Linked DNA regions of Homo sapiens: region 2 is linked to region 1. Evidence: chromatin contacts called from ENCODE Hi-C or POLR2A ChIA-PET data. All regions are on one chromosome and are shown on one strand. The core of a region is the stretch at or near the end of the contact, and the rest is flanking DNA. Distances in the headings are between cores, read along the strand shown.

Region 1 (4,299 bases), core at 1,279-3,778:
TTCATCTGTAAAATGGGACTAATAAAGGCCCTTATTTCCTGGGCTGTTGCTTTGGACTCTAGCAGCCAGCCTCTTTCCCATCTCCCCTCTCCAAGTGGAGCTGAGACCTCGCTGTTTGGGGAAATTTGGGTCAGAGAGAAGAAAACAGGGATTTGGCCTCCTGGGCCAGGTGCACAGTACCTCCGCCTTCTCTTGAAGGAACCTAGACTTCGATGCCAAGCCCTGCAAGCAGGGAGGACGAAGAAGGCATCTTCCCAAGTCAAATGAAGAATCCCCTGCAAGTCCCTATGGTCCTACAGGAAGGCGAGACACTTACCACACAATCATCCCAAAATTTACTGGGCTCAGGACAGTGCCAGAGCCCTGAATGCTCACTCAGTCACTCAATCAACATGTGTTCATTGAGTCCCTGTCTATCAGTCAGGACTCTCCTGGTTGTGAGTGGCAGAAACCCAGATAAAACTCCTAAAGCAAAAAGGGGTAGTGATTGGTTCCTGGAACCAGACAGTCCAAGGGGTGGTTCAGGCAAGTCTGGATCTAGGGCCTTGGTGACGTCATCAAGAGCTGCCCTGCTCCATCCTGGTCTCCACCTTCCTTCCTGTTGGCTTCCTTCTCAGGCAGGCTGTCCCCTCGTGGTGACAAAAATGCCCGCCATCTTCTCCAGGCCGAGCTCCTCGAGAATCCCAACAAGATCCCAACAGGGAGAGAGCACCTCTTTCCCAGAACTTCCAGCCAAAGTCCAGGGCTGATGTGAGTTGGTTCTGGTGACCATGGCTGATCCCCCAGTCAAGGAGACTTGGGCCTCTCATTGGCCAGCCCCAGATCCCAGCCTCACTCCACCACGAGGGCTGTGGCCAGCCACCTAGCTGCTGACATGGGGAGGCCATAAATGACAGATTTACTGAGCCCTTGTAAATTACTCTGTGCCAGACATTGTTCCAAGAGCCAAAGATACATATAAACCTCACAAAATCCTGTTATCTCATCAGGCAGGTGAGGTGAGATCGAGTTACTTGGTCCAAATCACACAGCTGGGAGATAGCAAGGCTGGGCCTCAAACCCAAGCACTCAGGATGCCTGTTGCTTAGTGATGTTCTCTGCCAGGCATCAGCTCCACAAGGCTGGCTTCCTCATTGCTGTTGTCTGGAATCATGCTGCACCTGACCAGGCTGTGGGGACTGGCTCCGTGGTTGTGTTAATTTGCTGTGGCTACTTTAATAAAAAAAATTACCACAAATTTCATGACATAAAAGAACACAACTAGGCCAGGCGTGGTGGCTTCAACACCTATAATCCCATCACTTTGGGAGGCCAAGGCAGGTGGATCACTTGAGGCCAGGAGTTTGAGACCAGCCTGGCCAACATAGTGAAATACTAAAAAATAGAAAAATTAGCTGGGCATGGTGGTGTGCACCTGTAGTCCCAGCTACTCAGGAGGCTGAGGCACAAGAATCACTTGAACCCAGGAGGCGGAGGTTGCAGTAAGCTGAGATCACGCCACTGCACTCTAGCCTGGGTGACAGAGCAAGACTCTATCTTGACAAAAAAAAAAAAAAAAAAAAGGACACAACTGAGTCAGATGTGGAGGTGGCTTTACACCTGTAATCCCAGCACTTTAGGAGGCAAGGCAGAAGGATCCTTTGAGCTCAGGAGTTTGAGACCAGCCCTGGCACCATAGGGAGACCCCATCTATAAAAAAAAATTAGCCGGGTGTGGTGGTGTGCACCTGTGGTCCCAGCTATTCGAGAGGCTAAGGTGCGAGGATCACTTGAGCCTGGGAGGTAGTGGCTTCAGGGAGCCAAAATGGACCCACTCACTCCAGTCTGGGTGACAGAGCAAGACCCTGTCTCAAAACAAACAAACAAGAAAACACAACTGTATTCTCTTATCATTCTGGAGGCCAGAAGTCAGCAATCAGTTTCACTAGGCTAAAGTCAAGGCGTCAGCAGGGCTGGCTCCTTCTGGAGGCTCCAGGGGCTATCCTTGCCTTTACCTGCTTCCAAAAGCCACATACACCTCTTGGCTCATGGCCCTTGCTTCCATCTCCAAAGCCAGCAGGGTAGCATCTTCAAATCTCTTTCTCTCTGGTCTTCTGCTTTGTCATCCTATCTTCTTTTGTCTGAAAGACAGACAGGAGGAGGAGATCCTCTTACAGAGCCTGCTGTGATTACATGGGGCCCATCTGGATAATCCAGGATACTCTCCTCATCTCAAGGGCCCTAACTGAATCACATCTGTGAAGTCTCTTTTTTGCCATGTAAGGTCACATTTACAGGTTACAGGGATTAGGACTTGGATACCTTGAGGGGCCAATATTTTGCTTACCACAGTGGCAGAGTATGTGGGCTCTGAGCCTGGAGATGGCTCTTGAATCTGGGTAGCTCAGCCTCTAAATTGCTGTGTCACCAAGTGATTTAACCTCCCTGTGCCCCAGAGTGCAGAGATCAAGAGGTGTGGGAGCCCAGCATTTTGAGGAAATGAAAGCAATTCAGGCTGATGGAGGATGGGTGGAGTGGAAGAGGCCTTTGGCCTCAAGCCCATGCTCTGAGTCAGTTTCCACGTCTGTACAACGGAAATGATAACGGTCTCTTCTTCATAGTGCTGGCTGTCATAGGATTAAATGAGTTAAGACTTGTGAAATGCTGAGCACGATGCTTAGCACAGAGACGGTGCTCAATAAATGTTGGCAACTTGATATTGTCTTAGTTTGGGTTTCCTCAAAAGCAGACCCAAGTCCAGGATTCACATAGGAGTTATTCATTTGGGAAATGATTCCAAGAAGTGCTGGCAAGGGAGGTGGGAGGTGAGGCTGGAAAGACAGGAAGCCCACAAAAGGTGCATTCATGAGTGGGCTGCTCCTGCGAGCAGCTGGAGCTCCATCCTGCAGGGGAACCTAAGGGCCAGGTAGAGTGTACCCTCCAAGGCATCTGAAGGGCTGGGGCCTGCATTTACCAGTAGTCATTGGTTGAGGGCTTACTGAGGAGGGGCTGTTAACTCACCACCCTCCGGCCGACCATGTGTGCAAGCACAGCCAGCTCCTGTGATCAGAAAAAGTCACGGCTGCATGGCCAGATGTGGTGGCTCAGGCCTGTAATCCCAGCATTTTGGGAGGCCAAGATGGGTGGATCTCTTGAGGCCAGGAGTTTGAGACCAGCCTGGGCAACATGGTGAAACCCCCTCTCTACGAAAAATACAAAAATGAGCTGGGTGTGGTGGCGTGCTCCTGTAGTCCCAGCTACTTGGGGTGCTGAGGCAGGAGGATCGCTTGAGCCTTGGAGGTCGAGGATACAGTGAGCCATGTTCCTGCCACTGCATTCCAGCCTGGGTGACAAAGCAAGACCCTGTCTCGAGAAAGAAAGAAAAGAGAGAGAGAGAGCGAGAAAGAAAGAGAGGAGAGAAGAAAGAAAGAAGGAAGGAAGGAAGGAAAGAGAAAAAAATCAAAGAAAAGGAAAGGAAAGAAAAAAGAAAAGAAAAGAAAAAAGTCATGGCTGCTGGCGGCTAAGGTGAGTGGTGTAGGCTGAAGGGGCATGGTGGGGGGCATTGAGTGTGCTGCATACATCACACAGGACCATCCCCACCCAGGAGCCTTGATCGTTGGGACCAGGATCTGGTGACTATAAATAAAGGGACATGCGCAGAAGAGTCTGGCTCCTTCTGTCTTGGAAATGGGGCCTGAGCCTTCTGAACAGTTGGGAGAGGTTTTAAACCAGTTTCATTTCCTTTTTCCAAGATGTAGCTGTTGTCTAGGGCAGGCCGAAGTGGGGGTGTTAACAGATTTAACAGAGTCCCACTGGTCCTGGTGAGGTTTTCATGGCAGGTGGCTGGGAGGCCGGCTCTGTAGTCCAGCACCTCAGGGCCTGAGAGGAAAATGGTGTCTGTGGACAAATGCTGGGAACACCAGTCACATCTCTGCTTTGTCCAGGGAAGCAGAGGGGCCATGAAGGGCCATGGAGGGCAAGTGATGAAGGGCAGGAAGGAAGACGACCTTTTAAAAGAACACAGGCGGCTGGGCGCAGTAGCTCACGCCTATAATCCCAACACTTTGGGAGGTCGAGGCAGGCGGATCACGAGGTCAAGAGATTGCGACCATCTTGGCCAACATGGTGAAACCCCGTCTCTACTAAAAAAAAAAAAAAAAAAGTGGCCGGGCACGGTGGCTCACCCCTGTAATCCCAGCACTTTGGGAGGCCGAGATGAGCTGATCACGAGGTTAGGAGATCAAGACCATCCTGGCTAACACGGTGAAACCTCGTCTCTACTAAAAATACAAAAAAAAAAAAAATTAGCTGGGTGTAGCGG
Region 2 (4,595 bases), core at 1,098-3,597, 250 kb before region 1:
ACTTTTTCACCTAGGCTGGAGTGCAGTGGAGCAATCTCAGCTCACTGCAGCCTTGACCTCCCAGGCTCAAGCAATCCTCCCACCCCAGCCTCCCAAGTAGCCGGGACTACAGGTACGCAACACCACTCCCAGCTAATTTTTTTTTTTTTTTGGTAGAGATGGGGTTTCACCATGTTGCCCAGGCTAGTCTTGAACTCCTGGGTTCAGGTGATCCTCTTGCCTTGGCCTCTCAAAGTGCTGGCCACTTTGAGGTGTGAGCCCACCACACCGAGACAAAACATTCATGCTTGCCTTTCTTCCCTCCAAACCCAAAGATAATCTTTGAGTCTAACTTCTCGCCCCCAGGATAGACCTCACCCAACGCATACTGCAAACCAGGATCACCTCTAAGGACAATTTTTTTCTCATATCAAGTTTCAGAATTACTTCCCAGTTGCACAAACTGCATTCCCATCTTTTACTCTAGGTTTGCAGATGCTCACAGAATCAAAGGTCACACATTTTAAAAGCTAAAAAAACCAGAAGGGCACTTCTGTCTCTAACTACAAAGACAATGGATAATTTGGAGTTGACGAAAGCCACAGAATGTGTCGAAAAGGCAAAATAATAAAAATAATAAAAAGATGAAAATAGAGAAAGTCTCATAGGCCTTTCTGAGCACACAAAATGGTTAATTTCTGTAGAGTCAGTGTGAGCCATTTATTAATTATTTTTTTCCAGTAATTCAAGGTAGTGGTCAACTACCACTCTTCATAATAACAGCTGCTGCTTTCTGAGTGCTTAAAACATGCTGGGCCCTGTGCATTATTTTATCTAAATATTGCCACTACCCTTTAAAGTGGGTACTATTACCAGAAGCTGAGAGGCCCTTGCTGGTCTGAGAAAAACAAATTAGTGCTAGAAACACAGGTGATTAATTTCTGTTATTTCTAATTTCCTATATTATAACAATGTTCTTGATAAGAATTTGTTGAAATTGGGTAAAAAGTCTAGTGGTTCGAGGTCGGGTTGGGGGGGCGGTTGGGGGAAGGGGGTGGTTCTGAGGCCAGACTCACTTCGTGTCTTGGGAAGGTACCACCTCTGGAAGCCTCATATTCCTGCTCTCAGGAATGGGCACAGCGGTGGTACCTACCTCAAGGGGCTGTTGGGGAAAGTATGGCAGGTAATTCTTTTAAGGGGCTTAGGACAGGGCCTGGCACACAAGATTTGCTTATTCTATGTCAGCTATTATTCATTATAAACTACTTTAAACTCTTAGCCAGGTGGAGCCACTAGGGATTTCTGAGCAGGCGGGAGCAGCGGGGAGGGGGGCGGCGAGATAAATGAGGGCCTCCAGGTCCCAGCTGGAGTAAGACCCCCACTTTATTTCCTCTTCCTAACCACCCAGCTCCTGGGGCATACAAAGGGCTCAAAATACATATTCTCTGCATGCACAGTATCTAGACCCTCTGGCATCCTCCTCTTCCCCCACTCCCCCATGCCTCACTCTGTCACCTGGCCTCGCTGTGGGCTCAGGGGCGCAAACCCTGCACGTGCACTGCCCTGCAGCCGGCGTTACACAATCCGCATTTCTAAGGCAGCCGTGAAACCTGTGTCGCTGTAGGCGGGGGACCGCAAGTTGCCGGCGGGTACCTGGCTGGACAGCATCCTGATTCAAGTGTTTCGACACGGAAGGGGCGCAAGGGCACGGGAGCCGGGGCAGGCTGGGGAAAGGGAAGCTGAAAGGCTGCTGGGGGAGGGGAGTAGCGGAGCGAGATCTTGGGGACGGCGCGGAGGCGGCGCGTGACACGGAGCAAGATGCTATCTGGGTGGGCGAGCTGCAGTCCTTCTCCAGGAAATGGGGGAAACAGGGCTGCAGGACCCCAAAATCCTCTCGGCACTGCGAGGGGCGCCTAAGGGCTGCTGCGGGCGCAGGGGGTGGGGAGGCGAAGTAGAAAGAGGGTGCAGGTCCCGACCCGTCCTCACTCTGTCCCCCGGCTTCAAGAGGCTGGCTGGACCCAGGAAATGGGGCGCCGGGTTTCGGGCATCTCAAACCTATCCAGGCAGCGGGAGGTGGGGGCAGCGCCCGCGCGGGGAGCGGAGTGGAAAGGCAAGTGCAGATCGCCGACTCTTTCCACTCGATGCGCCGCTGCAGGGAGACACTGGGGGAGAGGTCACGGGGCCATCAGGGCGCCCCATCCCCCTAGGAGCGCACCACCGCCCGCCCGCCCGCCTCCGCTCACCTGACCAGCCTCAACCGCCTGGGTCCCGCCGCCGGGCCCGGACCCCGGCCCTCGGTCTCTAGCCCCGGGCTGGGACCTGCCGCCGGGCTCCTACCCGCGCCGCTCCCAGCTCCGGCGCCCAGCCCAGCTGGACTCCTTAAAGGCGCAGCGTGCCGGTTCGCGTCCTCCGACAGAAAAGCCGCCCCGCCCCGACCCGGCGCCGCGCGCTGTCCCCCAGCGGCCGCGCTCTGTTTGGGGGCTCCGGGGCGCTTATCCCCAGTTCCTCCGCGCGCTGCCTCACAGCGTTAAACCCGGAGGGTACAGTTAGCGTCTCGCACAACCCAACGCCGGCAACTGTCTCCTAGCACCCGAAAGCCACGGCGAGAGCAGGATCGCCTACAGAGGTACCGGGGGCGGAGCCCGAGCGCCCGGTCCCGCCCCCGCCCCCGCCCCCGCCCCCGCCCCGCCCCGCCCCGGAACGCACACGGTGGCGGGGCGCGGGGAGGGCCTCTGAGCCCGCAGAGCCACACACAGTTCCACATCCCCGGCCCGAATTCTTCCCGGCACTGTTTCACTTACTGAGCACCTACTGTGTGCCTGGCGCGGCTGGGCATTAAACCCGCCAAAGTGACTCAGGCAGGATCTCTGGATCTCTGCCCCGAAGGGCATCAGAGAGAAAGGGACAGGCAGGGGTTCTCAGGCAGCAAAGCAACACTGCTTGACATCGGTTGTCTCACGTAATCCTATGAGGTAGGCACTGGGGTCGACTTCTTTTCTCAGAAGACACCGAGGCTCAGGGAGGTGAGGGGCTTGCCCTGGATAGTCCAGGAAATGGGAGAAATGGGGGCGCAGGAGCCCCCAAATCCTCTGGACACTGCGAGGGCTCCACCCCAAGGAACACCGTAGGCGCTCATGCTCCCGCCCTGGCTCTCGGGTGTTTGGAGACAGTTGCCGGCGTCGGGTTGTGCGGGACGTCAGACTGTAAGGACTGAACTGGGAATTCCAACCGAGGATCGTCTGACTCCAAAGCTATACGGGAGAAATGGGCACCTGGAAAGGCCTTCGGCCACCTCTGGTTAAACCCCTGCTATGGTCGTTTCTTTCTTTTAGGGACAGTTAAACCCCAGCTTGGCCTGGCTACTCTTCCGTGTTTTCCATGTCTCAGTTTAGCTGCCACTTCCTCCAGGAAGCCTTCAGTAAGACCCCTTTGGGCTCACACTGCACTGTGGGCTTCTTTCATCAAAACATGTATTCGTTCATTTAACAGATATTTACTACACCTGTTAGGGGCCTTAGTGGCACCCAGATCTTCCTGCTGCACTGAGTGCTTGGCCTGCCACTCCAGACGTCAAGGGGCCAGGGCTCAGCAAGACTCTCTTGGCCGTTTAAATCCCCCACAAAGGCAGCCTTTGGGCCTCAGCCTGCCAAGGCCTCCACGCTGGTGGAGCCTGGCTGAGTGGTGCAGGTCCTGGGTTTTAAGAATAGGACACAGTCAAGAAGTCCCGGAGAAGTGGCAAAGGGGCATCTCTGAAGCCACTAGTGATCCCCATGCCTGTAAACCCTGCTCTGCAGGGCAGCTGGAATTCATCCGGAGTTTGGGACAGTCCCCCTGGCTTGGGCTGGAGCATTTTCCTTTAAATTGTTGGCTGCCTTATCACTTAGACTTCAATGGCTGCATGTGATTCACTTCAGGGAATGGCCCCCGAGTTTCAGTGGCAATTTATTCACCAAACAGCGGGTTGCTCAGTCCCACCTCTCTGGCTTTATCTCTCCTTACGGCTGAAGCAGAACCTTTCCAAGCCAGCAGTCCACCAACATCCCCAGAGCAGGTCCACAGAGATAGCACAAAATGTGGGGATTAAATGTCCTTCAGTCACTACTGGCCACCTATTGGATTAGCATCTTGGACTCAGGAACATTCACCAAAACAGGAGTCCAGGGGGTGAATAAATAGACAATGAAATTGATGAATGACTTCCTGGAAGGCCCCAGCCTAGAAGCCATCAATACACCTGGTATAAAGTTTAAAACAATTGCTCCTTAGTCTTTTAATTTTCCCTCTCCAAAACCTTAAAAATGGGTAGTTCATCAGTTTGGTGGGTTTTTTATTTAACTCACAGCCTGTGACCCTGGGCGTCTCCAAGGGCCTGGAATTTCTATATCCCGAGGGTTTTTTTCCCTCAGAGTTTTATATTTAGAAACACCTTTTTGAGCCCCATGTGGGAGTCACATTCTGGGTGACTTATCTCCACTGGATGGCTGACAGGAGAGAAACCTTATTAGCTCCAGTTTTACAGTGAAGGAGGCAAGAGGAGATAAGGGAACTCACCTCCGGCCCCTCCCTGAGCCGGTGATACCCCTGAGTGCTGTCACTGAGGAATCCCACCTAGGTGG

The links. A loop is a pair of places that touch in the nucleus more often than their neighbours do. ChIA-PET counts read pairs that join two places held with the same protein, here RNA polymerase II (POLR2A). Pooled maps may share reads with other maps.
Region 2: a loop to region 1 is called in a pooled map, with 3 times the contacts of the local background. The contact joins the promoter of ABHD6 here to the enhancer-like site in region 1. A Hi-C loop is called at or near these places in 4 of 50 pooled maps. POLR2A ChIA-PET finds 5 or more read pairs at or near these places in 3 of 52 experiments (CD4-positive, alpha-beta T cell, PC-9 and activated CD4-positive, alpha-beta T cell).

The regions. Positions count from the first base shown.
Region 1 is chr3:57,982,165-57,986,463 of GRCh38, reverse strand. LOC105377104 (a long non-coding RNA gene) reads right to left here. Exons shown (of 4, transcript XR_940874.3): 3 at 1,994-2,119; 4 at 1-1,209. Among named protein-coding and RNA genes, the nearest start is that of FLNB, 24 kb to the left of the region's middle. Within about 2 kb of position 2,528, at least 19 of the 41 ENCODE cell types and tissues checked have a DNase peak (open chromatin) inside an H3K27ac peak, as active enhancers do; they include CD4-positive, alpha-beta T cell and PC-9, where a contact is called at or near this core.
Region 2 is chr3:58,235,544-58,240,138 of GRCh38, reverse strand. It overlaps ABHD6 (abhydrolase domain containing 6, acylglycerol lipase), which reads right to left and starts at 2,347. Exons shown (of 10, transcript NM_001320126.2): 1 at 2,223-2,347. RefSeq lists silencers at 2,106-2,595, 2,606-2,775 and an enhancer at 1,997-2,936.